5 separate regions of the Homo sapiens genome follow, and all the other regions are linked to region 3. Evidence: chromatin loops called from intact Hi-C (ENCODE). Cell type or tissue: IMR-90. All regions are shown on one strand. Links, peaks and the distances in the headings refer to the core of each region. The heading gives the core; the rest is flanking DNA. Region 1 holds the start of LOC101927259 (a long non-coding RNA gene). Region 2 has its middle 4.0 kb from the start of LINC03140. Region 3 overlaps JADE1 (jade family PHD finger 1). Region 4 overlaps LARP1B (La ribonucleoprotein 1B). Region 5 has its middle 42 kb from the start of LINC02615.

What was found. Peaks named below come from ENCODE experiments on the same cell type or tissue, not always from the same donor. Only the 100,000 strongest peaks of a DNase experiment are listed, where the experiment ranks them.
Region 1: it touches region 3 in a loop (3-fold over the local background); 61 of 110 quality-filtered maps call a loop at or near these places.
Region 2: it touches region 3 in a loop (4-fold over the local background); 77 of 110 quality-filtered maps call a loop at or near these places.
Region 4: it touches region 3 in a loop (8-fold over the local background); 79 of 110 quality-filtered maps call a loop at or near these places.
Region 5: it touches region 3 in a loop (3-fold over the local background); 11 of 110 quality-filtered maps call a loop at or near these places.

The regions. Positions count from the first base shown.
Region 1 is chr4:128,549,579-128,555,674 of GRCh38, forward strand. It overlaps LOC101927259 (a long non-coding RNA gene), which reads right to left and starts at 3,975. Exons shown (of 3, transcript NR_187927.1): 1 at 3,784-3,975; 2 at 1,861-2,848. RefSeq lists enhancers at 3,575-3,764, 3,785-3,854. In IMR-90, for the core only: CTCF peaks have their summits at 3,470 and 3,952; DNase peaks (open chromatin) are centred at 3,413 and 3,943; H3K4me3 peaks cover 873 bases; H3K27ac peaks cover 2,223 bases.
Region 2 is chr4:128,571,454-128,577,549 of GRCh38, forward strand. No RefSeq gene overlaps it. Among named protein-coding and RNA genes, the nearest start is that of LINC03140, 4.0 kb to the left of the region's middle. In IMR-90, for the core only: a CTCF peak has its summit at 3,369 (motif pointing right); DNase peaks (open chromatin) are centred at 2,468 and 3,368; H3K27ac peaks cover 1,286 bases.
Region 3 is chr4:128,860,756-128,866,851 of GRCh38, forward strand. JADE1 (jade family PHD finger 1) reads left to right here. Exons shown (of 11, transcript NM_199320.4): 9 at 949-1,470. Among named protein-coding and RNA genes, the nearest start is that of JADE1, 54 kb to the left of the region's middle. RefSeq lists an enhancer at 2,512-2,561. In IMR-90, for the core only: a CTCF peak has its summit at 2,920 (motif pointing left); DNase peaks (open chromatin) are centred at 2,046 and 2,886; H3K27ac peaks cover 480 bases.
Region 4 is chr4:128,188,179-128,194,274 of GRCh38, forward strand. The region is part of intron 15 of LARP1B (La ribonucleoprotein 1B); the gene reads left to right. Among named protein-coding and RNA genes, the nearest start is that of PGRMC2, 97 kb to the right of the region's middle. In IMR-90, for the core only: a CTCF peak has its summit at 3,303 (motif pointing right); a DNase peak (open chromatin) is centred at 3,333; H3K27ac peaks cover 488 bases.
Region 5 is chr4:128,382,527-128,388,622 of GRCh38, forward strand. No RefSeq gene overlaps it. Among named protein-coding and RNA genes, the nearest start is that of LINC02615, 42 kb to the right of the region's middle. RefSeq lists an enhancer at 5,144-6,096. In IMR-90, for the core only: CTCF peaks have their summits at 3,240 (motif pointing right) and 4,764; DNase peaks (open chromatin) are centred at 1,865, 3,645 and 4,695; H3K27ac peaks cover 3,559 bases.

The DNA of each region.
Region 1 (6,096 bases), core at 512-5,511, 310 kb before region 3:
ATGTTCGGTGTGACCCTGAAATCACTTTGCAGCAGATCCAGAGAAAGTTAAGTTGTTGATGATTCAGTGCAAGTTGCTATGGCTTTAACTCATTGAACTGGATTTAATTTGTACCCATGGCTTCAATATTATTGTTATGCTCAGGAGATGTTCTCTGTTGATATTCTTTTACTTTGTTTTTCTTATACACTTTTCTCTGCCTGGTATAATTTTTCTCCTATTTTCTGCTTTGCAAACTCCTACTCACGCTCCAGGACCCAACTCAAAATTCATTACCTCTGTGCCCTTGTTCCTGATTCCCTTGGAAGATTTTGTCTCCTGGGTCTTCTCATCATCCTCAGTTGTAATGACACTTCATATAGAGTGATAAATGCCAGTAATTCAGTAATTATGTCTTTATATCTTCTCCCTCCTAAACCATGAGCTTCTTTTGGACAGGGCTGTAGATCATCTCTTACCATTGCTTATTCTTGTTGGAGCCCGCTATCCAAGAAGAAGGTTCACAGCTAGCTATGTGTAAATGCTTGCTGCTGTTACACATTTGGTGGATATTTCTTTTCAACACTCAGATTCTGAAACTTCTGGCCCCATAGGATGTAAATGGGCTTTCAAATCCTACGTGACCAGAAGTTTCAGAATCTGAGAAGTATGGGCACCAAGCACTTTGTGACTTCTCCACCACCACGATTTCTGTGGCTTGTGTGGGTCACACTCTGCTAAACACTTGAAATACAAAATCGCATTAATTTCTCACTATGGAGCAAGATCATTGTTATGTTCTCCATTTTACAGATAAACAAAGTGAGACAATAAATAATTTTTTTCAAGGTGACATCACTAGTAAATGGTGGGTCAGGGAGTCAAACCCCGGTCTGTCTGACTCCAAAGCTGTATCTACAAAGTGTACATGAGACACTCTGGAAAAGGCCCACCCAAACCAGGAGCCTGAAATTTCACCTGTAGAGATTAACTTTGAGGGGTCTTGAAGGCTTTACAGAAGCAGCAGGGATAAGAGGGTAGAAGTCATTAATGAAACACACCCAAATGAAATAGAGTATTCTAATACACCAGAAATAGTTGATGAACCCTCATACTTTAAGTTCTTTCCAACTAATTTCTTAACACAGAGCTGATAATTAGAAAAAATCTTTCCTTTAGGAATCATTCATATGGGAAAGAGACACAGAGCAGAGAGCCAACAAGGTGCCACAAGAAAGAGTGTCATAAAGGAAAGTTAAAAAATTTAAAAAATAAAACAAACAAAAACAAAATCCAAAAAGGAAAGTAGAAGACACTAAAGACCAACGGTGGAGGTTAATGGTGGGTGTGGGCAGTGGGAGCAGATCATGCTGGAACAGGCAATAAGAGGTGCACTGCCTATGAGAATTTAAAAACAACAAAACCCACTAAAAATCTGCTGTGGTGACCCTTAACAATGTCAGTGATAAAACACTCCTTCCCAAAAGGGTGGACCACTCCTGCCAAGCCCCACCTTGGTACACGCTGGTCCAACTCTAGGTTATGGGTCTCGGGATTACACCTGCTCTCCATACCAGAGAGAACTGCAGAAGCATCTGAATTCTGTTGTTTTTGCTTTTATAAAGACTCTAACCAGCACTGAGGTAATGGACTACTTTGAGTAGATCAAAATGAGGTGGGGAAATGTGATCCCCAGCTAGAACACTGTAGTGATTTCCTCTTGGTACTGTAATAAATCATCACAAACTTAGTGGCTTAAAACAACGCAATGTATTCTCTTACAGTTCTAGAGATCAGAAGTCTGAAAGGGTCTCATGAGGCTGAAATCAAGGCATTGGCAGGATGGCATTTTTATGGAGGCTGTAAGACCGATTTCCTTACCTTTTCCTGCATTTAGAGGCTGCCTGCATTCCTTGGCTTGTGTCCCCCTCCTTCATCTTCAAAGCCAGTGGTATAGCATCTTCCAGTCTCTCTCTGACTCTGACCCTCACTCTTCTGCTCCCTCTCATACTTATCAGGCCCCTTGTGATTCCGTTGGGCCACCTGGTAATCTCCCTATCTCAAAACCCTTAACTCAATCGTATCTGCAAAGTCACTTTTGCCATGTAAGGTGCTGTATGTACAGGTTCTGGGGAGTAAGAAGTAGACATCTTTGGGATGCATTTTTTCTACCTACAATAAGTGTGTTAGAGTGGAAATTAGAGATAAGGAGACTGAGTTCCAATCTCCACGCTGCCATTGAGGAGGAACGTGCCTTGAGGCAAATCTCAACTCCCGGGCCATTGTTTCCTCCTGGTCCCTATGTAGACCCCGTTAGGATATTCTCTTTGAGAAGTAATGCCTTTTCCTAAACACAGGGAGATATGGCTCCTGCTAATTAAAAGCCAGACCTGTTTTACACACTTACAAACGACACCCTAGCATTTGTTTAAGGCCACTTCTGAACCATGCCATTAGTCCTTCTAATGGCGTTTCTGCAGGTTCTCAGCTGATTTCTGCTTACCATCCTACATTTACTTACACCTTGCCTACAGAGCGTGTAAGTTTTCAATTTCTCATTTTAAATAGAGGACTCCAATTCTATAGCGTGGCTGATGCATTAAATATCCACAGCCAAATTGCTTAACGCCCAGGTTTTTTATCCCCTTCAAATTAAAGCTTTTAAAACACCCAGACTCCATGCTGGCTGAATGACATACACAGACTTTCTGCCGGCTCTGGGGGGCAGGCGATACTGGTTCCTGTCAAGTTCTAAATCTGGATGCTTTTTTATAGTGGAACAACTAAAAGGAATTGCTGCCTTATGATATATAACTACTACTTATTATAGATTGATCCATTTTGCAGCAGGGAGGTGGAAGGCAGGGAGCTGTAGGAAGAACAAGAACCAATCTTAGACCTGAGAGAAAGTAACCTTCTAATTGCCTTTTCCATGACAGCATCGTAAGCTTCTTTCTGGCAGCTTTATTTCACAGTGACCTGCCACACTGCTGTAATTTTCCTGGTGTCACTCATACAGGTTTAAAAAATGATTGGTTTTATGGCTTTTATTTGGGAATTTGTCAAGGTTTCACATTTGTAGAAGCCTTGAAGCAGTGGCCTAATAGTCCATAATTTGGTGTTTAAAGGGATATTGGTGGGTAACCTGCTTGGGCCCACAGGTGCCTACAGTGATCGCATCCTTATGCCTAGCGGGGAAATCTCCATAATTTCTGTTACGCTCCTGTAATCCTTTGCTGTCAGAAAACTCCATTCCAGGTTCCAGCGGACTCCAGTCATCCTGAGATGGGAGAAAACCTTTCAAGCTTTGTGATCAGGTTGATATTTAAAGCTAATTCTCATGAAATGTACTTCAGGTGTTCATAAACCCAGACTTGGGTCAGCGTATTCTGGCGATAGGGATTTACGTACTCCTTTTATGACTCACAGTCTGGAAATGAAAGTGCTGGACTCTGAGCTCTCTCTCTCTCTCTCTCTCTCTCTCTCTCTCTCTCTCTCTCTCCGTCTCTCTCTCTCTTCTAGGATCTCAACGCTGCCAACAGATGTTTTTAAAAGCCTCAGTTTCGAGGACTGTTTTGGCCTCCTGCCCCTGTGTGTACTCCTAGGTTTAATGAAAATTGGTGCCTCCGGAGCTCTCCTCCCGGGGGGGAGAGCAGCTCCTCTCGTGGTGCGGTTGCTTGTTCTCGCAGCCAGAACACACTGGGCCAGGGCTGTTGTGTGTAAACACACACACGCACACACACCTGCTTCATCCCGGCTCCCTTCTCTCCGAGTTGCCTGGGTTGGCCTCCATTTGGAGCCTACCTGCTGGTGTTTATCACAGTCGGTGTTTTCCCCCTTCCATGTTCCTCAGCAAAGCTGGTGCTTATCTGAGCAGCGGGCGATTTTTCTGAAGTGACCTCCGCCGAGCGGGAGATTTATGGTGGCGTTTGCTTTCATTATGTGTGGAGGCTGCCTCGTGAGCTCGCTGCGTGGCTGTCGGAGGAAGAGCAGAACGCTTCCCAGAATAAGCCTCCGGTATTATCTTTGAACATATGTTCTTGATTAAATGAGAAGAGGAAAGTCTCTTCGTTTTTTCCTATTTGGAGGTTAAAGTGGAGGGTTTCTCTAAAAACAGATTGCAGTAAATTGTGGGTTTATTTGAACAGTATGTCAACATTATTTACTCACGGTAAAAAAAAATCTCAAATTGATAGGTTTCTTTTAATTACCTCATCCTGAAAGCTGCTCTCAACAAACAGCAAATATTTCAGAAGCCATTTGGATAAGTCTGGAAATGTTGAATTATTGGAAACCTGCCGAGAATAATACCTTTGAAAATGTTTCCATAGTTCTGAGTATAAGAAAACTTGATTAGCAAACAGCTTGTCTCTGAGCAAACTGGGTATTGCCTTCTGTGATCTTGCTGGCCTCGTAAAAGATGGCTTGCAAGATTTTTGTGTAATACTGATCACACCACCCTGGAAAACAGGTACCTTTCTGGGGCTCGTTATTATTGTCTGTCACTCAGACTAGAGTGACCTTGTTTAACCCCACTACAATAATATCTTCCTCTTGAGTTCTGTCCAGGAAACACAAAAGCTAAATGAAAGAAGATTCAGTAATTGAGTTCTCAGCAAGTCCAAAGAGCTCTTCTAGCAAATCCAGGCCAAAACATATTTGACCAAAGAATGTTCTTTGACTTCATTGCTCGGTCTCAACTAGATGGAAAGATGGGCTGCTGGGCAGAATCATTCCTAGAGCCCAAACCTGTTTGAGGATGGGGTAATTTTCCTGGTGTCACTCATGCAGGTTTAAAGAATCTCAAAGCTCCTAACAGATGTTTAGGTGAATGAGGTAGCTGAGAGAAAGACAGAGACTCATATGTAAGCCAAGGACCCTTATACACATACACCCTTAGGCTCATGTTCTTCTGTAATTTTCTTTTGAGAATTGCTTGTGATGTTTGCCTTGTGTATGCATGCGTGTGTGTGTGTGTGTGTGTGTGTGTGTGTGTGTGTGTGTGTTGAAGGGATGGATGAGTTGGCAGGGGTAGGGGGTATGGGGCCTATAAATGAGAGATTGGGGTGGGTGGATTGGGGACCTACACACTATGATTCAGTGTGGGCCCCAGGTTCCCAGGGCACATCCCATACTTTGGGTAACATTTCCTGCACCAGCATATAAAACTGAGTTTACTCCTTGGGATACTTCTAAACTGAGTATCTCATTAAGAGTATTTCATCTGAAATGGGCATATGCAGGCTTGATTTTAGGACTGCTGTATAAGCTAGTAAAATGTACTAGTTGTTAATTATTGAAATATCCATTAGTTGGTAAATCACTGCATGAGACCCACTGAATACTCTACACCACCCCAAGTGTACCCTGGCCTTCACTTCTAGGACCTCCTCCCTGGCCTCCTCTAAATCCAGGAACTAAAGACTTAATGGCCAGCACTTTGGGGGACCTCCAGGGCCTGATTTGGCACTACAACTGGCCCTTGAACCTCATCGGCAGACAAGAATTCTGAATGTAGGCCCCGGGTATATGTACAATTGTCAGGAGCCTGAGCCTCAGAGCAATTCTCCTGGTGCCTGCCCAGATGTGGACCCTCAAGGCAGCCAGAGCTCCTAGCTCCCTTGACCATGGCTTGGGTTTATATAGAGGAGGTCAGGCAACAGAGACTTGCCAGGGCAGTGTTCCCGGTCATGCCAACAAAAATCACTTTTTAAAAGAAGTTCTGAGCCATTGGGAGATCAAAGCTTCTTTCTTTCTACCCTTGCAAGTCATTTCCTCCACATACCAGTGTGGAATCCAGCAGCCTTCACTGTGGAGACCAGTGCAGAAACAGAAGATGTAATTCTAGTCCCAGCTCCAGCACTTAATACCTCCATGACCTTGGGCAAGGGACTTAACCTCCTCACACTGCAGTTTTCTCATCTGTAGAGTATTGATGTTTGACTCAATTCCTTCCAGCTGTAATAACAAATAATTTTGAGTCCTTAAATTTATGTTTACTAGCCCATTCACCCACCCTGTCAATGGATATGCCAGTAATCTTCAAAAAGAAAGATATCATCTGCTAACAAATAATGTTTTGAACACAAGTTAAGGTAAGAATGATGCCAACTGTCC
Region 2 (6,096 bases), core at 772-5,771, 290 kb before region 3:
ATTTGAGTCCATGAGTTCGAGACCAGCCTGGGCAACATGGAGAAACTCTGTCTTTACACAAAATACAACAATTAGCCAGGCATGGTGGCGCATGCCTGTAGTCCCTGGTGCTTGGGAAGTTGAGGCAGGAGGATCATTTGAGCCCAGGCTGCAGAGGTTGCAGTGAGCCCAGATCGCACCATTGTACACCAGCCTGAGCGACAGAGTGAGACCCTATCTCAAAAGGAAAAAAGAAATAAACAGTGTGCTTTTATATAAAAGCCCAGGATTGTGGTTAAAAACTAATTAAATTAAATTAAATTAAGTATTTCTTATCTTAAACCCTAGATCCTTAGTTTTTCAGGGATATACAGGAAAAAAAAATGACCACAAGGATGCTTCTATTTGTAAGTTGAAAGGTCAGGAGATATTAATAGTTTGAATGCTGTGGCTTTCTGCCTGGGGCCATCAAACAGAACATGCTGTGCATTTTGCTGACCTTGGACAGTTGGCTAAGATGCAGTACTGAATGATCTAACTTCTTAAGAAGTGACTAATCTACAAGACTTCTGAATCATTGTTCCTTCCTGAAAATGGAGGAAAAGTTTGATAAAGAAAAATTCCAGTCTGAGAGGATTGTTACAGTTTTTTTACAACATTGTAAAGCCTAACAAACAACATAGCAAAAAAAAAAGTATATTCTATTTAAATTTATATTATTTATAGTCATTCTATATTAATCACTTCTAAGATAAATGAAATCTTCATGGAAACAGCAGGCAAAAACATTGGCTGATTATTTCTCTCGTATGAAATGCTAAACTATGAAATTCAAATATATTTGGAAAATTCAATCATATATTTATTTCTTAATAACAACTAATGAACTTATAGAGAAACTCATGTAAAAATTCAATAGCATTTGAAAGGTAAATAAACAGCACTAATGAGCTTTATTATAATACTTTCCCACTTATGATGTATGTTTGTGACTAACATCTGTTGGATAGTATTTGAGATTAGGAAAACTTATTTTATTAAAAAACAGGAAAATTTTACTTAATAAGTTAACATGGATGGGAAATCTATTTGTAAGAAGTTCCATTTGTGAAAAGGTATAAATATGTGGTCACACATAGTTATATTTTGTTGATAGAAATAGATTTTATTAGATCAATAGAATCAGGCAACAATGACGTGGTCAGCAAGACATTCTGAGAAGTAGCCATGATGAAGAGAAAGAAGTCATCAAGTTTTTCATCCTTACAACCACAAAAGAGAGAAGAATGGGGTTCAGTTGGGACAACAACAGAGGTCATATAGAAATGGCTGGGTTGGGGATCAAAGGACACGGTCAGCCTATGAACTCAGGAATTCCTTGGGTAGATCTCTATCTGTGGTTTGTCCTGAGGGCACCATCATGGCCAATATAAGTAAACCAGGTGTTTGTGGATCCATGTTGTCTCACCCGTCCTGTGTGTAAGTATCACTCACTGGCATGGAATACAGGAGGGCTATTCTTTACAGGGCTTTCGTGGGTTGGTTTCCAATGGGAATCACTGTGATAGTCACTACCCAGTGGTTCTCCTTGCTCCTTATTTCTGCTAAAAGGGGATGTGTTCTCTCAGAGAAGTCAGCAACTGACTAAACCAAGTGACCACAGTCTGGGGTAGGCTCACAAAGGCCCAGTTCTGATGAATGCCCCCATAAATAAAAGGGTTACACTTTTTGCTGGCATAATTCCAAGAACTTGTGCTTTATGGCTTCCTCTTAAACTAGTCAAAAGAAGCTGTTCCATGCTTTAATACCTATGTACTAAGCTGGTTTCCCAGCCACTGTTTTGCTTTTGTTTTTTCCCAGAAAACTCGGAGGCCCCAGAGTATATGTAACAGATTCAGTGCATCCTTGGAAGACCTTTTCTACCTTCCCGATTGTGACTTTTTTTCATAGCTTCTCTGCAGTGCTTACCATACAACCAAATTAGTTCACTGAATTGAGTATGCTCTGTGTGAGATGTGAGCAAAACAAAAGCTGCTGGGAACACAGTAAGTACAAAATAAGATGTGAAATCCTTCCACCCTTACAAACAAACAAGACCCAAAACTAGGATCTTGGGTTTGATATTTTGTGGCTCTTTTAAAATTCCAAAATATTCCTTTTGCGTTAAATAGGGACAGTGTAATGCTCAAAATTGGGTTAAAGATCAAGGATTCCAAGTAAATCCAAAATAAAGATGATTGAAAAGAGCTAAAGAATTGTTGGGCTGCAGCAGCCAGGCAATTTTGGTGAATTTCCAGGAATTCCAACTTTTTGGTTGGGTTTGTTTTGTTAATAATATACCCCTTATAGCAGAAAAACTTAGGTCCAAAAGCACAACTCACAAACAAGACCTTCAGTGTAATGTTTTTATTCTTCCCAGAGGAGCAAGATTGCTGAGAGCCTATCCACTTGGCCACTTAAAAACTAGTCACCATGCAGAAAGTGCATTCTTAGAATGCCTCATGGAGTGACTCTTCTGTCTATGAGGTGTTTTTATCTTGTATGGACTTTAGTTTGGGATGCAAGTAGTCAGGAATGTCTAAGTCTACATTCTCCACAGAGTCCATCTGGTCCCCTAGAGAACAGTGAGAATTAAATATTAAACCATGGTAATAACGCTAATCTCAATGACGAATATCTGCAGTTTAATGTTTAATCCTTACTGTGCTCTAGGGCGTTTGACTCCAAATACCTGTCTGATAATGGTTAAGTGGGCAACCCCACAGTTACCTGCTCCTTTAGTTGTAATACCTTCCAATTTTATAGCTCTTAGAGTAACACTTTCATTGTAATAATCTCATGTAATCCCCATAACAACCCTGTGTGTTATGTATTATTATCATATTTCACAAATGAGGTCTATGAGATTAGGTGACTTTCCTAAATCTTACAGCTAAGTAAGTGTCAGAACTGATACTGGAACGATAACATACAACTCCAAGTCCCAGCACTTGCTACAGCCACAGTTACCTTCCAGGTAATTATTAATACTTTCAAGATACATTCTCAAAGGAACACTTTAAGAAAAGTTTTATCTATCATCACAAATTAAAGGGACTTTGGTACCTAAGACAGGTCAACCATTGTTTGGTGCTGAACGCCCTAGAATTTAATGTCGTATGATCTACCAGATTGTAAAGGAAACTGAAAAGATGGAGGAGGAGCGGTATAATTAAGGAAAAACCAAGCAGTAGATTTTTACTGCTCAGTTTTATTTTTAAAAAGCTAAATATTTAAGGTTATTTAAAGTCATTTTGAAGCTGATACCATGGTTTCAATACAATGTTTAAATGAGGCCTTTTAGGGCTATGCAAGTTGTTGGAACTATGGACCCTTTTCCACCAGCAGGGGGCAGTAGGCATTTCCCCATCGGTGTCCTCCTGTTGTATTAAGAGCCCCATGCCTGGCTCCCCACCACCACCCTGGGTGAGGAGTCTGAGGATAGCAGAATAGAGTGTGCTGACTTGGTTTAATTCCTGAAAGTCTCGAGCTCTAACACTCTCTAGTAGAATGCATCAAGGTATTGGGTTTCTCTACAAATTTTATATAAATTCCAGGAATTGGGAAGAAAAAATTCAAGGGTGTGCAATGAACTTTCGTTATTCAAGATCAGAATAAGCTGCTAAAATATTTTTGTTAATTGTTGGAAGTCCAATTTGTACTTATCTTTAATGGACAAGGAATGCCAGAGCCTGCCAGGGACATTGATGGTAATAGTCAGCTCACTTTCTATCTTTCATTTTTTTTTGAGACTGAGTGTCACTCTTGTTGCCCAGGCTGGAGTGCAATGGTGCGATCTCGGCTCACCACAACCTCTGCCTCCTGGGTTCAAGCGATTCTCCTGCCTCAGCCTCCTGAGTAGCTGGGATTACAGGCATGCGCCACCACCCCTGACTAATTTTGTATTTCTAGTAGAGTCAGAGTTTCTCCATGTTGGTCAGGTTGGTCTCGAACTCCCAGCCTCAGGTGATCTGTCCGCCTCGGCCTCCCAAAGTGCTGAGATTACAGGCTTGAGCTACAGAACGCGGCCTAGTCTGCTCACTTTCTAGAGAGAATCCTTTTCCCTCTACTCTACGAAAAGGGCTGAATAAAGAATATCACAAATTTATATCATCCTGGGCAGTTGAGTTGCAAGTCAGTTATGTCCAGGCCAGCAAAATGGCCGAATGCCTGGATAGTATGATTATTATGAATAGTGGTAAAGCCTGAGGAATGTAAGAAACAGAGATACCCCTAAAAGAGAAGCAAGGTGCACACAAAGTCCCCATAGAACCTGTGAGAATGACCTCTAGGGAATCTTGACCTTTCCTCTTCATCTCCAGTGCCCAACCCTTTCCATTTTCTCTCTCCCTAGACACAATCAGGCTGTAAAACGAAATCTGTCAGAAAGCACTGATGTATTTTAAGCTTGTAGAGGAATTTCAAGGAGAAAGAGACTCATACCTCAGGGCCCCTGGGTCTCAGGCTATGAGCTGATCCTGAAGCCAGAACCTGGTAACCCACCTAGGTAAAACAAACCTTGTTACCTTCCTAGGTTCGGTAATTGGGTCTACAAAATAAACTGATAGGCCGGGCGCGGTGGCTCACGCCTGTAATCCCAGCACTTTGGAAGGCGGAGGCGGGCGGATCACGAGGTCAGGAGATGGAGACCACCCTGTCTAACACGGTGAAATCCCATCTCTACTAAAAATACAAAAAATCAGCCGGGCGTGGTGGGGGGCCCCTGTAGTCCCAGCTACTCAGGAGGCTGAGGCAGGAGAATGTTGTGAACCCCGGGAGGCGGAGCTTGCAGTGAGCCGAGATCGCGCCACTGCACTCCAGCCTGGGTGACAGAGCGAGACTCTGTCTCAAAAAAAAAATAAAAATAAATAAATAAACTGATAACAGGGATATTAACGACACAAAAAACAAAATTTTCACTGTAATTTTTAATATTTTAAAATATGATCTAAAGTTTTAAGTAATAAATTATTTTTAACGTATTTTGTAATATTACATGCACAGAGACATCACAGGAAAAATGTGAATACACAAGTGGGGATGTTTGAGAGCTTATATACACTGTCATAAGAGGAGAAGTGGAGAGAGGTTGTAGACCACTTAGGGAAGAGTCAATGAATTTTAGGAAAGATTAATGGACCCTTAGAAGAAGAGATGAGAGATATAACAGTTTGTGACAAAGTGTGTCTGGGTGTGGTGTCAACCTCTGGTCTCCTCTCTTGTGATTAAGAATCAATCTTTCCTGGTTGATGAAACTCCTGGGGAAGGAATTTATGACAATTGAGTTCCTCTTGGAGGATCTGTCTTTAGGCAGGTAATAAGAGCTTAGAGAAAGCTTCTTGCATTTGCTGTTTTTCAAGTGCCTTAAGCTCAAAATAATCAACATACCAAAGTGGCATATTTTGGGGTGCCATGTCCTGAACTCCTTCAACCTAATTCAAAAAGAAGTCTCAGCTACTGCCACAGTGGGATTTTAAATTGAAATGTGAACGTGCCTGAAGATATGTCCCTGTGTTAGTCAGCATGGGCTGCCATAACAAAATACCACAGACTGCATGGCTTAAACAGCAGAAATGTATTTCTCACAGTGCTGGAGGCTAGGAAGTTCAACATCAAGGTGCTAGAAAGATAGGTTTCATTCTCAGGCCTCTTCTTTTGGCTTGTAGGTGGCAACCTTCTTGCTTTGTGCTCACATGTCCTTTTTGTGCAAGGAGAGAGCAAGATTTCTGGCGTCTCTTTTCATAAGGATGCTAATCCTGTCATATCAGAGCCCCACCCTTGTCACGTCACATAGCCTTTGTTACCTCCTTACAGATCTTATTTTCAAATCACCTTAAGGCAAGGGTGCCCAATCTTTTGGCTTCCCTGTGCCACATTGGAAGAATTGTCTTGGCCCACTCAAAAGATATACTAACACTAACAATAGCTGATGAGCTAAAACTTAAAAAATCACCAAAGAAAATATCATACTTTTTTTTGTTTGCTTTTTTTTTTTTTTGAGACAGGGTCTTGCTCTGTAGCCCAGGCTGTAGTGCAGTGTCGCCATCTTGGCTCACTGCAATCTCGGCCTTCCAGGTT
Region 3 (6,096 bases), core at 506-5,505:
AGAGGGGAAGTGTTCTTCTGCATAGGTTGCTGATACCTGGCCTCTACGTTGACCTCCCTGTGACGCATGGGAAGGATCTTTCACGGTTCTCCTGCCTCTCTTCAGTGGCCAGGATCGGCGTGCACCGATCTCAGGGCTCAGAGCCCTCCATGCATCTGGTGAAGCTTCTTCGCAAGTGTGAAGACCTTTCCCTACCTTTCCTGTGCTGGATTCCTCTTGTCTCCTATTTTTTGGGGTTTTTATTCAGTTTCTCCTTCGTGCTGCTTCAAGGAAGTGCACTGTTCATTTTCTCACTCGTGTTGGGACTCTTCCTGGCTGGGGAGTCAGGATTTATGTTCAAACTGTGAGTAGTAGTCATTCTTCCCAAGGAGGTTCTTATTCAGGTTTGCACCAAAAGAGCTCAAATCTGTAAGAAAACCCAAGTTAATGCCTGAAAGTGGACTTTGCATATTGAGTACAGATTCTTTTGAATATGATCCTAGTGCCACACCTCCTTTCTCTACACATGTCATTTGTGTAATCATGTCTGCTCCAAGATGGGATTTGGATGCAGTTACTTTTCTGAGGAAGTTAGGGTTTGGTTGATTAAACCTTTCATTTGAAGAGGGCCCTTAAATTCCAAGACTTGGCTGGGCGCAGTGGCTCACGCCTGTAATCCCAGCACTTTGGGAGGCTGAGATGGGCGGATCTCTTTTGCCCAAGAGTTGGAGACCAACTTAGGCAACATAGGGAGACCTCATCTCTATAAAAAAAATTCCAAGCCTTACCTCTTTTAAAACATGACAGGATCTTGCAGGGTTAATCCACGTACAACTTTCCTGTCATGGCACATGCTTGAAGCATGGCTCTTCTCTGTGCATGTGTACATGGGGTGCCTAGCACTGCAGGCCTTCTGCCATCATTGCTCTATAATGGTCTATTCTCATGTTCTTTGTGTGTTCTTGACAGTGCTCTGTGAAGAACTGCCGCACAGCCTTCCATGTGACCTGTGCTTTTGACCGGGGCCTGGAGATGAAGACCATCTTAGCAGAGAATGATGAAGTCAAGTTCAAGTCCTATTGCCCAAAGCACAGCTCACATAGGAAACCCGAGGAGAGTCTTGGCAAGGGGGCTGCACAGGAGAATGGGGCCCCTGAGTGTTCCCCCCGGAATCCGCTGGAGCCCTTTGCCAGCCTTGAGCAGAACCGGGAGGAGGCCCACCGGGTGAGTGTCCGTAAGCAGAAGCTGCAGCAGTTGGAGGATGAGTTCTACACCTTCGTCAACCTGCTGGATGTTGCCAGGGCTCTGCGGCTGCCTGAGGAAGTAGTGGATTTCCTGTACCAGTACTGGAAGTTGAAGAGGAAGGTCAACTTCAACAAGCCCCTGATCACCCCAAAGAAAGATGAAGAGGACAATCTAGCCAAGCGGGAGCAGGATGTCTTATTTAGGAGGCTGCAGCTGTTCACGCACCTGCGGCAGGACCTGGAGAGGGTAATGATTGACACTGACACCTTATAGTGACTTAGAGAAGAAGATGCAAAGAGGCGAACGCTCGCCCAGAGCAAGAAATGATAGCCAGTCATATACTCTCAGACCCTTGTACACACCACAGCATGAGGTTGTGTTGGTTAAAAATATTTATGGGCTGGTAAACTCATTGTACATATGTGCAAAACTGCTACTGAGTGGGGAGCTTCTTTGTGGTTTTTTTTTTTTTAAAAACACTTTCCCATTAATCTTTACTGTTTTGTAAGATCAAATGGGGTGTGTCTTCCCCACCCCCATTCCTTCATTCTAGAGCTAGAGTGAATGAGCCCCAAGAAAATGACCCAAGGAGTTGACTCAGGATGGTTTACAGACTGATTTAGAAAACCAGAACGGATTTCATTTCTAATGGAGGGGGCCAGAGATGGGAAAATTTCTTGTTCAGTCCGGGGAAACACACCTAGGTGCTGGTGATGGGCTTATGAAGGAAGCTAAGCACGGCTGCTCACTGGCCCCCACTTTGTTTCTTGGGTAATTCACAGGGGAATTCCCAGTACTGTCATGGAGCAGAGCAGGCAGTGGGTGCTGATGTGTGTGCATGAGCTGTATGTACACATGCATATATCTGTTACAGAAGATACTCCTGGCAGTGAGGTGCTAAGTCATCACTGAGGCTGTGTGTGTGTGTGTGTGTGCGCGTGCCCGTGTCCATCCATGTCTCTGTTGTGTGTCTGTGTGCGGGTATGGGTGGGATTCCTGGTGGACAGGGGTGTCAGATCTGTCTGAGGAGCCCCAGTCATGCTCAGCACGCTACAGATGTGTTGTTTGTCACACTGAGATTGCTGAATGTCGTGGCTGTTGGCTGCCGAGCCTCAGCTGCTGGCATTTCCTTCTGCTGTTTGCTGCTTTTGTGCCTCCCCCACTTTCCATCACCTCTGGAGTCCCGTCTGGACGTCCCTTCCTGCTACAGGAATAATGAGGCGTGGGCTGCCTCCCGCTAGGGCCTCCTGCTCCCTGTAGGTAGTTTCTGGCTGAGGCTTGCTAATTGGGGATGCTTCTTAGAGCATCTTCCACATCAACTCCCCTGGCTGCTGGCTACCGATTAAATTCATTAGTGTGAAAGAGGTGGGAGTGAGGTTTTCTGGCCTGAAGCAGTCTGCACTGAAAGGTACCCAAGTGGCCTGAAACAGTGTAGGGAAAGACCTGGGAAACACTGGACCAAAAAAGCCTGATCTCATGGAGACCTGCATGGCCCTGTTAGAGATGGCGTAGAAGTGAAAGTCTTAAAGGGAGCATTAGAGATCCTTTTAATACACGACTGAGTGCCAGCTTATTTGTGATGCCCCTTCCCAGACCAGGTTAGGATTCCTGGGAAGGCCGCGGATTCCGGCCCTGGAAGAGGCAGGATCCTGGAGCAGTTTTGTGAGGCTTTTGTGCTCCCATACGCCCCCTGGTGGTGAGTGTAAAGAAGACTTTGCCTCTCACAACTACATGTATGTGTGGCATTTTTGTTAGAGATGAGAAAAGGATTGAGAAGGATAAACTGGAATCCTGGTAAGAAGCCTTTATGCCAGCCCGACACCTGCTGTAATTGGGGTGCATGAGCTATGGAGTCAGATAGTTGTTGGGAGGGGGAGGACAAGAAGTCTATTGTTTGGACTGTGTTTGTCTCACAATCACCACAAAATAAAAGTGTAGAAAATGCTTGTGGTGTACTAACTCTTTTCTGTACTTAAGTTACTCAGATTAACATGCACTTCTAATTCTAAACATTTTTTTTGGAGTCATCACTGTCGCTGTTTAAGTAGAACAATGCCAACGATGTATGAGAAACAGGGAATAAATCAGGATTTGTGTGTGTATGTGTGTGGCATTACTTACATTTACTTTATTAAAAAGCCTAAGGAACTTTAAAGAATTTGTATTCAGTTTATTTTTATTTTTTCAAGACAGAGTCTCACTTTGTTGCCCAGGCTGGAGTGCAGTGGCGTGATCTCGGCTCACTGCAGCCTCCGCCTCCCGGGTTCAAGTGATTCTCCTGCCTCGGTCTCATGAGTAGCTGGGATTACAGGCGTGCGCCACCATGCCTGGCTAATTTTTGTATTTTTAGTAGAGACGGTTTCACCATGTTGGTCAGGTTGGTCTTGAACTCCTGACCTCAAGTGATCTACCTGTCTTGGCCTCCCAGAGTGTTGGGATTACGCCACTGTACCCAGCCTTAGACTCAGTTTAAAATGGGCTTATTGTAATGAAAAAAAATACGCTACCCAAAATTTGCCATGATGCCTGTGATGGTGAAGGCATTAAACAATTGAAATCTTTGCCTTGCCCAGAGAGTTGCAGTTATTTGTAATTATAAACAGTAAGTGTATCAGGGCAGGGGTGACAATAAAAAACCAATCATTACTACCAACTTGTTTTCTCAAGTAAGTTAGTTTTCTGTTTAATTCACACAATATCAGTTTATAGCAGATCCTCAAAAATCATTTAATACCTGTGACTACAATCAAGGCATATGATCATTCTCAGACTGACAAATAAGTAGCCATCATTAGAAATGCAGACAACTGAGTAATTATGGTGACTGCTCTTCCTTCAGACACACACCTCGGGGCATTGCATACCTGGGTACCAGTTCTGGATCTGGAAGTTAGGTGACAGGAGTAGATTTCAGGAGGGCTTGGGAGCACACAACTTTAAGAAGACACAGTTGCTGATGTGGTGGGTAGCCATGTCATTCCCAAGGCTGCCACTTCACTCTCATTCCTTTCCCCTAAAAGATGCAGTAAATGTGAGTTCAGCAAATGAGTATTTATTCAGATAAAGACGTGCTACCACTGCACTCTGGCTAGCGTTATGGAAAGTGGCCAAGTCCTGGGGGCAGTCCTGTAGTCACTCAGTGGAATGGTCACCTTTGAAAATCTGGTAGTGGCTACAGTGTCCCCTGAACAAAAGGCACGTTCAACTTTAGTGCTGCAAACAGTTTTGGATTCAAGAAAACACTGAAACCACTTTTAGATGTCTTAGAGCAGTGTATCTCAGGGTGTTGTCCCTGACCCAGAAACTTAGGAATGCAGATTCATGGGCCCCACCTCCAAAGGGTGGTTCTGTTTTGTGGGTACCCCATGTTTCTGTTTGGGAACACTGCTTTAGGGGAAAGGGATGATCAGGTTTAAGGTGGTGTGAGAGTGCACCTGGAGATGGTTTAAATGTTTTTTAAGATACCTCCTTGCAGGCAGTTGGGAGAAGATAAAGCAGGGGAGGGAGCTTGGTGGAACGGGTGCAGGAAGAAGGGACAAGCTGGATGTGTTTTGAGGATGGGAGAGCATCAGTCCAGCTCTGCAGGTGGAGGTTGCTGAGCGTTGTCCTATAGGGAACTTTATGCATAAGGGAAGTCAGGTTTAGAGTCCTCACTACTATAAAGTGGAGTTGGTCAGGGCTGATTTGTTCCGATTGAAAACCATGCCCTTTGCTTTTTGGGTTTACATTTAGATATTTCCCATCAGAGATCATGAGGAATAGCAGTGGGATTTTTCTATTTAGCAGCCATGGTGTGGTCAAAGCTACCAAAATTAAATTTGAATAATATACAAAGTTCAAATTCCCTGGCTTCCCCGTTTTCCATTTTTAAGGATAATTTCAAGTAAGAGAGATGTAAGTATTTCTATTACATGTCTGATTTGAATATGAGAGCAACCTGTCTGCTCCTAAGATGTCAGGATTTGTTTCCATTTTTTATTTCCAGGAGTCAGATTCCTTGTTAATGTAAAAATGGTTCTGTTTCCTAGAAGTTTTGAATCTGCTATGGATCTAGGTCTGGCCCCTCGTTCTTGAGCTTCACTCTTAATTTCCCCTGGGTGGAACAATATCGAAGAGAGGAGGATGTTAGCCACTTCCATTCCCAAGTTGGTGAGAATTTCTATAAAGGACACCTGCTTCTTGGATTGAGGGTGTGCAGCTGTCAGAGAAGGGAAGAAACTACCTTAACTAGGCTGATTGACATCCATGTAATATTTACTATGAGACAGGGAGAGTGTTTTTATTCTCAATTCTTTAAATTTAAAATAAGACAGGAAATGTTAGTGACATAAGGGATTGTTAGAGAAAAAAAGATGGGAAGATCCGTAAAGTGAATTTGTTAGGGGCAGGAGAAGCCTGACTTGGCATTTTCCTGTTTAGGCCAGGAGATATTACCATAATGCAAATGTGAAAGCCTGTGTTCTGTCTCTCTTAATGCTTCATGTCCTCTTGCAAATGAGACTGCCTTCAGCACAGCTGGAATTATTAGGGTTTAGTCTACACTTACGCTCTACACCAGAGTGCAAAATCTTTTGTGTCTTCACAAGGCTTGTTGATGCTTGTTGCTGTCCTCACTGCCAAAAGAAAAGGTTGGTGACCTTTGGACTTTTTCCACTTAAAGTAGGGTGATACTACTTTATTGAGTTTATGGGGAAAAAATTATAAAGGTGTCAGGGGAAGAGTTTGCTCATAATGGGATATTTTTAGGAAAGTGAAGGCATGCCTGTAGGAGCTAATGGGAAAGATGTGGTCAGATAAAGATGCTACCACTCCTGCCACTGAGATTACTTAGGAGGTCTTGTCCACATATTCCTGAAGAAGGGTTTAATTGTG
Region 4 (6,096 bases), core at 646-5,645, 670 kb before region 3:
ATTCTCCTGCTTCAGCCTCCTGAGTAGCTGGGATTACAGGCATGCACCACCATGTCTGGGTAATTTTTGTATTTTTAGTAGAGATGGGGTTTCTCCATGTTGGTCAGGCTGGTCTCGAACTCCCAACCTCAGGTCATCCGCCCGCCTTGGTCTCCCAAAGTGCTGGGATTACAGGCATGAGCCACTGCGCCTGGCTGGGTATTTCTTTATAGTAATGTGAGAACAGCCTAATACATCTAGCTGAAGGTTTGTTGATTTTGTTTATCTTTTCAAAAAACCAACTTTTTCATTTCATTGATTTTTTGTACTTGTTTTAGTCTCAATTTTATTTATTTCTGCCTTGATCTTTATTGTTTCTTTCTACTAATTTTGGGTTTGATTTGTTCTTTTCTAGTTCTTTTAAGTACATCGTTAGGTTGCTTATTTGAAACCTACTTTTTTGATGTAGGCATTTATTGCTATAAAATTCTCTCTTAGTACTGCTATGCTGTATCTCATAGGTTTTGGAAAGTTACGTTTCCATTTGCATTTGTTTGAAGACATTTTGAAGTTTTCTTCTTAATTTCTTTATTAATCTGTTGATCATTCAGGAGCATGTTGTTTAATTTCCACGTTTGTGTAGATTCCAAAATTCTTCATGTTATTGATTTCTATTTTTATTCTGTTGTAGCCAGAAAAGATACTTGATATGATTTTGACTTTTTTAAATTTGTTGAGACATGTTTTGTAGCCTAACATATGTTTTATCCTGGAGAATGTTCCATGTGCTAATGAGAAGAATGTGTATTCTGCAGTAGTAGGTGAAATGTTCTATAAATGTCACTAGGTCCAGTTGGTCTAGGTGTAGTTTAACTTCATTGTATCTTTGTTGATTTTCTGTCTGGATGATCTGTCCATTATTGAGAGATGGGTGTTGAAGCCCCCTGCTATTATTTGTATTATAGTCTATCTCTCCTCTAGATTTATTAATGTTTACTTAATATATCTGGGTGCTCCAGAATTGGGTGCATATATTTTTAAATTGTTACAGCCTCTTGCTGAATTGATCCTTTCCTTTATCATCATACAGTGACCTTCCGTGTCCTTTTTTTTTTTTTTTTTACAGACTTTCACTTGTTCTATTTTGTTTGATACAAGTATGGCTACTTTTTTTTTTTTTTTTTTTTTTTTTTGCTTCCATTTGCGTGGAATGTCTTTTTCCATTCTTCACTTTCAGACTATGTGTGTCTTTATAGGTGATTTGAGTTTCTTGTAGGCAATATATAGTTGGATCTTGTTTCTAAAAGTTTTTCACTCAGCCATGCTTATATCTTTTGGTTGGAGAATTTAGTTCATTTACATTCAGTATTATTATTGATAGATAAGGACTTACTACGCAGTATGTCATTACTTGGTTTCTGGTTGTTTTGTAACTCCTCCCTTACTTCCTTCTTACTGCCTTTGTTTGTGATTAAGTGGTTTTTCTCTGGGAGTATGTTTTAATTCATTGCTTTTTATTTTTAGTGTATCTATCATAAGTCTTTGCTTTGTGGTTACCATGAGGCTTACCAAAGCCATAGCTGTAAGTTATTTTAAACATATGACAACTTAACTTTGATCACAAAGAAAAGGAAAGAATCAAGGGAAAAACTAAAAAACTCTACACTTCAACTCCATCCTCCCACATTTTGACATTTTGTTGTCTTAATTTACATCTATTTATCTTCCCTATCTCTTAACAGGTTGCTGTTAATATTTTCAGTAGATTTGTCTTTTAGTCTTCATATTAGAGATATGAATGGATTACATGTAACAATTACTGCATTAGAGCATTCTGAATTTGTCTACTTTTACCAGTGAGTTTTATACCTTCAAACATTTTTGGTTTTGCACATCAAAGTTTGTTTTCTTTCAAATTAAAGAACTCCCTTTAGCATTTCTGAAAAGATGGGTCTAGTAGTGATGAATTCCCTTAGCTTTTGTCTAGGAAAGACTTTATATCTCCTTCCTGTTTGAAGGAAAACTTTGCTGGGTACAGCATAGTTGGTTGGCAGGTTTTGTTTTTGTTTCCATTTATCCTGTAGCACTTTGAATGTGTCACTTAACTCCCTCATGGCCTGTTTGGTTTCTGTTGAAAAGTCTCTTGCCAAAAAAATCAGAGCTCTTTTATATGTTCTTTTATTTTTTTTCTCTTGCTGTTTTAAGGATCTTCTCTTTGTCCTTGACATTTTCAGGTTTGATTATTATTTGCCTTGGGATACTCTTATTTGGATTGAATATTGATATGGTTTGGCTTTGTGTTCCCACCCGTCTCATCTCGAATTGTAATTCCCATAATCCCCATGTGTCAAGGGAGGGACCTGGTAGGAGGTGATTGGATCATGGGGGCACTTATCCCATGCCGTTCTTGTGATAGTGAGTGAGTTCTCACAAGATCTGATGGTTTTATAAGTGTTTGACGGTTTCTCCTTCACACATACTCTCTCTCACCTGCTGCAGTGTAAGGGTGCCTGCTTCCCCTCCCACCACGATTGTAAGTTTCCTGAAGCCTCCCCAGCCATGTGGAACTGAGTCAATTAAACCACTTTCCCTCATAAATTACCCAGCCTCAGGTATTATTTATAGCAGAGTGAAAATGGACTAATAAAAATATATTTGGTAATTTCTGACCTTCTGTACCTAGATATTTATATCTTTCTTTAGATTTGGAATGTTTTCTGTTATTTCTTTGAATAAGCTTACTACTCCTTGCTCTTAACTCATCATTGAATGCCAGTGGCTCTTACATTTGTTCTTTTGAGATTATTCTTTATATCTTGCAGGTGTTCTTCATTCCTTTCTTTTTCTCCTCTGACTGTATTTTCCAATAGGCTGTATTTGAGCTCACTGATTGTTTCTTGCAATGTGAGAGCCTGTAATCCATTTTTCAGAAAACGTATTTCTGAGTTCCAGGATTTTTTTTTTTAATTTCAATCTCTTTGTGTTACATTTCTCTGATAAATTTAATTGCTTCTCTGTGTTATCTTGGATTTTGCTGAGTGTCTGTAGAACTGTTATTTTGTTCTTGATCTGAGACCTCACACATTGCTTTTCTTCTCCCTGACTCCTTGCTTTGTGCATTTGGGGATGTCATAGTTCCGTGTTTGCTGTTGTTTCTCGTGGATGTACATTTGTGGCTTTGCTTTAAAGGATTTATTATTTATCCCAGTCTTTGCTGTCTTGCTTGTTTTGTCTTTCTAAGGTATGTTTTCTTAGAGATTCTTTGCAGTAGCGTGTGAGTTCCCTTAATACTATTGTATATCAGTGCCTCCTTTTGGGCACTAGATGGCGCCTTAAGCCCAAGTTTGCCTTGGCTCTCACAAACATTGGAGCACTGCCTGTCAGATGGTGGGGGTGGCAAAGGGGATTACCCCAACTGTGTGGTAAGGCTGGCAAACGGTTTGTACCCAGAAAACTCATGGATCATACCTCCTACAGTGTGGTCCTGCTGAACAGCCACTCTGATATGGCATCTCTTTTGGCTGAAATAAAGAGGAGAATTTCAGGGCTAGGGTTTCTGTTCCTGCTTCCCCTCTTTTTCTGCCTTCATGATTTTTTTTTCTCCCTGCTAGCCCTCATGATATTATACTTCTTATGGGTTGAGGCAGGAACAGTTTTCCTGCAAGGGAACCCAAGATGGTGGGAAAGCTGGCTGTCCTCCTCCATCTAACTTTTTCCAATGAAGAAGCTGAGTCTGGGAGGAATTTTTCATGCACAGGGCCTGGCAGATTGCAGAAAAGGCATCATGCAAAGAGAAGGCTATTTCTCTTACTGTTTGCTTGGAGTTTTTCAGTTCTCTGTGGCTCACGGGTACTATCAGCCTCAGATTTGAGTTCTGGGATATTGCTGATGATAAGCTTTGTGCTAGATATTTGTTTTTGGCTTTCTGTGGGAGAGTGAAGCCAGATTGCTTCTACTCTGCCATTTTGGTGACATCATTGTCTCAATAAAGTATTTTTAAATTAAGGTATGTACTTTTTTTAAGTCATAATGCTATTGCACACTTGGTAGAGTACAGTATAATGTAAATATAACTTTTATATTTACTGGGAAGCCAAAATATTCATGTGACTTGCTTTTTTGCAATATGTGCTGTTTTGTGGTGGTCTAGAATTGAACCAGCAATATCTCTGAGATATGCCCATATAATTCAGCTGTTCCTTGAATTATGATGTGGTTACATCCTGATGAACCCTTTGTAGCTTGAAAATATCATAAGTTGAAAATGCATTTAATACACCTAACCTACTGAACATCATGGCTCAGCCTAGCTTACCTTAAATGTGCTCAGAACACTTATATTAACCTATAGTTGGGCAAAATCTAGCACAAAGCCTATTTTATAATAAAATGTTGAATATCTTATGTAATTTATTGAATGCTTTGCTGAAACTGAAGAACAGAATGGTTGTATGGTACTTGAGCTATGGTTTTTACTGAATGCATATTGCTTTTGTACCATCATAAACCTGAAAAACCGTAAGTGAAACCATCTTTTAAGTTGAGGACCAGCTTTATACATTTTAACGTACCACAGTCTACTTTCAAATAATCTTATCCCACTTCATGTGTAGTATAAGCACCTTACAACATTAAATTTTCATTATTTCTCCCCATTTCTCTGTTTGTTTCTTTGTTTTTTTTTTTTAAATTAGAGACAGAGTCTCGATCTTTCACCCAGGATAGAGTGCAGTGGCAAAATCTCAGGTTACTGCAGTCTCAAACTCCTGAACTTAAGCAGTCCTCCCACCTTAACCTCAAGTATCTGGGACTACAGGTGTGCACCACAATAGCTGGCTAATTTTTAAAAAAATTTTTGTTGCGACAAGATCTTGCTATGTAATTCAGGCTGGTCTTGAACTCCTGGGCTCAAGCAATTCTCCTGCCTTAGCCTCCCAAGGTGTTGGGATTACCGTTATGAGTCACCACACCCAGTCCCCCATTCTTTGTGCTATACTTTGTTATTATTTTTCTTTAGACAGTTATGTGTACATGTATATACACATACATATATGTGCACATGTGCATACACACATACACACATATAGTTTGAGTAGATAGTTTAGCACATTAAATCCTTCATATATATCTATTAAAAACTTTCTAAATGCCATTGAGAATCTGGGAGATTTCTTTAGTAGGTTCGTAATAGATATTTGCCTGTTATTAATACACCCACACACAAACACATACACACACCTATAAAGTATCCTGCTCTGGTTCTCTGATGGTTTCAGATTTATGGCTTTTTAAATTGTTAGAATAATTTTTGACTCATCATAAATTTTTTTGCCCTGTTTTCTTTTTTTCCTTCTTCTGGGTTTCAAATTACATATATGTTAGACCATTTGATAATACCCATAGCTGTTGGATGCTCTGATCTGCTTTTTCTCCTACTCCTTTTTTATTTTATTTTTTTATTTTTATTTTTATTTTTGAGACAGAGTTTCGCTCTCGTTGCCCAGGTTGGAGTGCAATGGAGTGATCTTGGCTCACTGCAACCCCTGCCTCCTGGGTTCAAACGATTCTCCTGCCTCAGCCTCCTGAGTAGCTGGAATTACAGGTGCAAGCCACCACGCCCAGCTAATTTTTTGTATTTTTGGTAGAGACAGGGTTTCACCATGTTGGTCAAGTTAGTCGTGAATTCCTGACCTCAGGAGATCCGCCTGCCTTGGCCTTCCAAAGTGCTGGGATTACAGGCGTGAGCCACTGCGCTTGGCCTCTTACTCCTTTTAAATTGTATTTCACTTTGTGTAATTTTGATTGATTTATATTCAGGTTTCCTGATTCTTTCCTTAGCTGTTCTAGTGTGCTAAGAAGTCCATCAAAGAAGTATTCATTTCTGATATTGTGTTGTGTATATTTTGCATTACTGTTTGACTATTTATTTATTGAGATGCAGTTTCACTCATGTCGCCCAGGCTGGAGTGCAATGGCACGATCTCAGCTCACTGCAACCTCCACCTCCTGGGTTCAAGCGATTCTTCTGCCTCAGCCTCCTAAGTAGCTGGGATTACAGGTGCCCGCTACCACACCCGGCTAATTTTTGTATTTTAATAGAGACAGGGTTTCACCGTG
Region 5 (6,096 bases), core at 411-5,410, 480 kb before region 3:
TATCCAGGCTTCCCTTGCCCCAGGATAGGGGACTTTATGGAGAAGGTAACCTGGAAGTGGAGTCACGATGCGTTTGTACTGAATAGGGCTGAAGGGATTGGTGCAAAGTTAGGGGATAATGACGGAGCGAATGATCCATCCTACTCTTGGCTTCCTGTGGACTGTGTGGGAATGGCCATGCAGACTTGTCTGCCCTCTGGGTAGAGGAAGGAGGAAAGAAACAGTCTCAGATTCATTAGACACAATTTCCTGATGAAAATGGAAGTATCCATATACTACTTGTTTTTTTGGTTTGAGAAATCCAGTAAATATTAGGTTGATGCAAAGGTAATTGCGATTGTTGCCATTACTTTTAATGCCATTACTTTTAACGGCAAAAACCGCAATTAACTTTGCACCAACCTAATAGTATGTCAATGTATTGCAAACCTATATACTTATGTGTGTTACATCAACTTTAGGATCCCTGATCAAGTCTTTGGTGTAAGGATCACACTTGAGGCTGGGCTTGGTGGCTCATGCCTGTAATCCCAGCACTTTGGGAGGCCAAGGTGGGCGGATCACTTGAGGCCAGGAGTTTGAGACCAGCCTGACCAACATGGTGAAACCCCGTCTCTACTAAAAATACAAAAAAATTAGCTGGGCATGGTGGCTAACACCTGTAATCCCAGCTGCTTGGTATGCTGAGGCAGGAGAATTGCTTGAACCCAGGCAGCAGAGGTTGCAGTAAGCCAAGATGGTGCCACTGCACTCCAGCTTGGGTGACGGAGTGAGTGAGACTCCATCTCAAAAAAAAAAAAAAAAAAGGGATTACACTTGAACAGAAATAGAACCAGAGACAGGCCAAATCAGAAGATAGAGCCACAAAATTATTGACCCAGTACCACAGGATTAATTGATATAATTGCTTTGAGGCCAGGTGTGGGGGATCATCCCAGCACTTTTTGAGGCCAGGGCAGGACCGCTTGAGGCAAGGTGTTCAAGACCAGCCTGGGCAACACAGCAAGACCTTGTCTCTGACAAAAACATAAAAAATTAGCTGGGCATAGTGGTGCCTGCGTGTAGTCTTAGCTACTTAGGAGGCTAAGGTGGGAGAATTGCTTGAGCCCGGAAGGTTGAGGCTGAAGTAAGCCATGATTGTGTCACTGTCTTCCAGCCTGGGCAACAGAGTGAGACCCCATCTCTAAAAATAAATAAATAAATAAATAAATAACAAAATAAAAAATTAGCCAGATGTGGTAGTGGGTGGCCTGTAGTCCCAGCTACTTGGGGGACTCAAGTAGGAGGATCTCTTCAGCCCAAGAGTTTGAGGCTGCAGTGGGCTATGATTGTACCACTGCATACCAGCCAGGGTGACAGAGTGAGACCCTAATTCTAAAACAACAACAACAACAAAAATTTTGAATTGAATGGATGGGTTTTGCCCTCTCATTTTAGATCCCATTCTTTTTTTCACTGAATATTTATTGAGTGCCTATTATTTGCCAGTTCTGCTAAGTGCTGAGGACATTAAGATGATAAGGCACTGGCCCTTTCCTTGTAGGAGCTATCATGTAGATAGTAAGGGAGACAGACATTGTGAAAAAGGATAATTAGACCACAATATCTTCCATGCCATCATTGAGGTATGAAGAGAATGCAGTGCGACCCAGAAGATGGAGTGACTGACTTGTCCTAGGAAAGTCAGGGAAGGAGGGAACCCTGGGGCTGGGATTTAAGCATAAGGAGTTTACTCATTTGCTGAAGTTTTGTTTCCCAGATTTTAGTTTGATCACACTACCTCATAAATGTTAGAAAACATCTTCTGGCCAAATATGGTCTCAGCATTTGTTCTTTTGGTTCTGCAATTAGTGACAGACCATAGTACCATAGTAGCATCTCTGGAATGTTCTTCTGAGCCGAAGAATTTAAAAGATGTCATACATAATCAGAGATAAACTGCATTCTTGAGGCTTAGCAGATAAATGCTCCAATTTGTTAAGAAGTTTTATGGGAGACTTTCATTTTGGCCACCCAGTATTTACTTCCTGTGGCAATAACGCCATGTTAAACAAATTATGAATGGGAAAGATGATCATTCTGAAATGGGAATGTAGAAGCTCTAGGTCTGGGCCAGATGGATAGAAGCTGCTGTCACTTGGTGTTGGGAATGATTTGGACTCTGCACACACAGTTGGGATTCCCTTCAAGGTTATTGGACTACCTTAGACCAGAGGTTTGGCTTGATGGTTATGTCACCATCACCAGCGGGAAGGGCAGCATGGTGGCACCGTCTCTCAGTGGCCTTCCCGACGCCTCCAATGCGATTTCTGTTCATCTTTAAAGAAATAAAGTCTGATTTAGAGCTTTGTATTTCTTTCTTAGTGTTCGTTATAAAAGTGACCATTAAATATGAGGTTTTAGTGACTAAAACAGTTGGAGGCTACAGCTGGGCTGACAGCTTTAGTGGAGAGTTTATTTTCTTTCTTTTTTTCCCTCCTGCCTGGCTTCAGCTTTAAATTAGATTGTAATAATCATAACAAAGCTTCTCCCTGCCCTTAGTTGAAAGCACATTGCAGACCTGAACTCTTTCTGAGACTTTATTTATGACGGAATCCCACACCATTTTAGAGCTTTCATCTTCCATGTGCTCAGCATTTTATGGGTCTCCGTTTTCTGTAGCATTTCTGAAACCATGGTTCAAAACAATGTCAATTCCCTCAGGCACCAGAAAGATCTAGGAAGAGTGTGTCCCGCTCTCCTCATTGTTTGCATAGATGTGTTGACACTGTCATTGTGTTAACTCTGGAATACACAGTAAAGTGGGTTAGTTAAGGCTTTAACTAACTTTGACTAGTATGGCTTTGCAGCCTTATTTCCTGGGTATATTCCCAACTTAGGTACTTATTAGCTGTGTGACCTTAGATACCTTAGCAAACGTTTCTGTATTACATCTTCCTAGTTGTGAAGAGAGAACAATGGTAGCACTGACCTCCAAGAGTGGTTGCGAGGATTAAACGAGTACTTTCAGCACTTGGAAGAATTCTTTGCAGCAGTAAGTGCTTAACAAATGTGAGTTGTTGGTATTATCCCAGAAGTTCATGAATTGATGAAACTGGATGGTCGAGTAGTCATAAAATAATCCTCCTTTACTTGGTCTGCTTGTTTGTGCTTGCTAATGGTATGGTTAGAAGATTTTAAAGGTTAGACAACCACAGTCAATTGGTGGCTACACTGAATTATCATTTCCTGGAGACAGCAGGAGGCAGTGTAGTTTAGCTGTTAAGAGCATTGGGTTTGGAGTCAGAAAGCCTAGTCGAGCATCAGTTCTGTTTCTTACATGGCCTCTTAGTGGCTCAGTTCCCTCATCTGTAAAATGGAGCTAATTCCTCACAAGACCTTTTGCAAGAAAAATGTATGTGAATGTCTGGAGCACACATTAAATACTCAAAAAAGTTGTTGTGGGTGAGGGGAGGAGTGAGGGGAAGAGAGATTGATTTAAGGTCAGATCTGTTTGTTTATCATGAGTTCCCTGGTAACAAGCAATGGAGATGGGAGTTTGCTCAGAGCCGTCAGCATCCAGCTGTGAAAGGGAAACACTCAGGCTCTTTTAACTTTGAGAATGTTGACATAAATTACAAAACCAAGAAGGACAAATGGCAATTTGCTGCTGTCAGTATTATAAACATCAGTGTGAGGGTGGACAGTTTAGCTCAGATGAGTCATTCCGGGTCTGTCCTGTCTTGTCCAGAAGCTTCACTTGCATAAGATGGGGTACCATTGGCAGAGGAAAGAAGCAAGCTAAGGACCCAGTCTGTCTTCTTACTGCTGGAAATAGTGGCAGTGGCTGGGCTGTCCCAGGGTTTATTCACTGTTACAAGGTTCTGAAACTTTAGGGGGTATAAAACTCAAGTGGGGAACTTGTTAAAAGGGCACCTTCCAAAGCCTTATTCACAAACATTTCAATTCAGTAGGTTGTTGGTAGGGCCCAGGAATCTGCTTGTTTTCTGGCTCTCTAGGTACTTCTAACACAGGTGCTTAGAAACTACACTTTGAAAAAGACAATTCCAGTGAGATTGGGCAGAGTAAAGTTTCCGTGTAGGAGGAGCTGCCTCTGCCAGGCTTTTCCCCAGCATTATGGTTTGCTTCTAAAAAGGAAGCAAACAACCAGAAAACAAAAAAGCCAAATTTGCTTTATTTTGAGTCAAAGCACCACTTAATAACTTGTGTCAATTGTTTCTCACAACACTGCATGAAAGACTTAATATTAATTCCATTTGACATTAGAGGAGTCGGGGACTTTTGGTGCAAGCATGAATTAGAGGCAAACATTGCACAGGTTCTTCAGTTTGTCTCCAGCCATCTGGGTATTGCTAAACACATCTGTTTCTTCTCTTGGAGAGGATGCCCCAGTGTTGTCACATGATTTAAATTATGGCAAGAGTGGAGGTTCCGTTTGTCCACTTCCCTGGTTTGCAGGGATGGCTCGGGGGAGCCTTGCTTTGCCGTGACTGGCATTCATCCAGGGCCCGGGCATTTAACTCTGAATTTTGATTTGGGCATTTGCCTGGTGTGATATTCTGCCAGGGCCTTCCCAGTCTGTTCTCTGCTGTTTTGCTCCTGAAGATTTATGGCTAATGAAGGGATAAAGAAAGGTCGTGGCGAGAGGCGGCAGCATGTGGTGGTGACTCATGGTCTGGGCCTGGTGTGGAGCCAGTTTGGGTGGAACGCTCCACTGGCTGCTGTGCCTGTTTTCACGTGGCTCTTTGCCACAGCCCTGCAGGAGGCAGTTTCTTGCCTGTCTCTGGTCAGAGAGGCCTGGTGATTCTGCCTGTCTCCTGCTGTTATGGACTCAGGTCAGGGCACTAAAGCCTGGCGGCCTTTTGACAAACAGTCTCACAAATGGGAGCTCAGGAGACAGTGGGATGGGCCGGTCCTGGGAAGGGCTCCAAAGCCACTCCAACGTGGGGGACACAGTAGCAGCATGGGCCGAAGGAAGTCAAGTGAAGCTACTAGCAGGACAGGGTTTCTCAGCCTTGGCACTGTTGACATTTTGGACAAGATAATTCTTTATTGCGGGGCTGCACTGTGCATTGTAGGATGGTGAGTGGCATCCCTGGCCCCTACTCACTAGAGGTTAGTAGCCCCACAGCCCCTCTCAGTTAATGCAACCAGCAAAATCACCCCTGGTTGAGAACCACTGTGGTAGGTTGGGTTCCAGGCATGTGGCCAGGGTTAAGAAGATCCATCCACCATCCTGTTTTTATTGAGTACTTACCACGTGGCAGGCATTCTTTGCATTCATTATCTCATTTAATCCCCATAACAACCCTAAGATGAAGGAACTCTATTGCTCCCATTTTCTGGATAAGAAAACTGAAGTTTATAAAAGTAACTTGCCCAAGGTCACATAGTGTGGGGCTCATATATGTGTCAGATGCCCTTTCCTCACCCTGTGGCCATATGTAATGAAGCCATAATATGGAAGCCTGGGAGAAAAGCTGCAATGCGTGACAACAGCTGGCATGTAGTGTAAGGGGGTGCTGCCTGTTGAGCTCCAGGGCTGAGATTGAGGAGTCTAATTACAAACCCTGTGGAGATAGTTAAGGGCTTACATGAACTTGAATACCAGGTGGATGATTCAGATAGAGATGGAGCTACTGGAAATGCCATGTAGGTTGGGGGTTGGTTGCAGGTAAACTTTTACCTATGCCCAACTGTTGTCCCTCACTTGTTCATGACACTGGATCCCCTGAGATATGACTCCTGATGTGAGCCCAAATGTGCTTTTTCCACTTCAAATACTGCTCATTGGACTGGGGTCTCTCACCCCAACCTCCATTCCTCCTTAGGGACCAGCCCTTCTCTTGCCTGAATCTTAGCTTCTTCCACTGACACCACGCTGCCTTGGGTTGGGACATGCCTGAGCTATGACATGTACATTGAAATGACTAGACAACACGAGGTTGCTCGTCACCTCTGGCACAGTAAAGACCCTGGGACATGACAACTGAAGCTGGTGTGATCTCCAGTGCATGTAAAATACTTGTAGTTTATAGGAACTGATGATTCTGAATTGAATGCCAATCCTTGGGAAGGTTTTTAAAAGGAAAGATC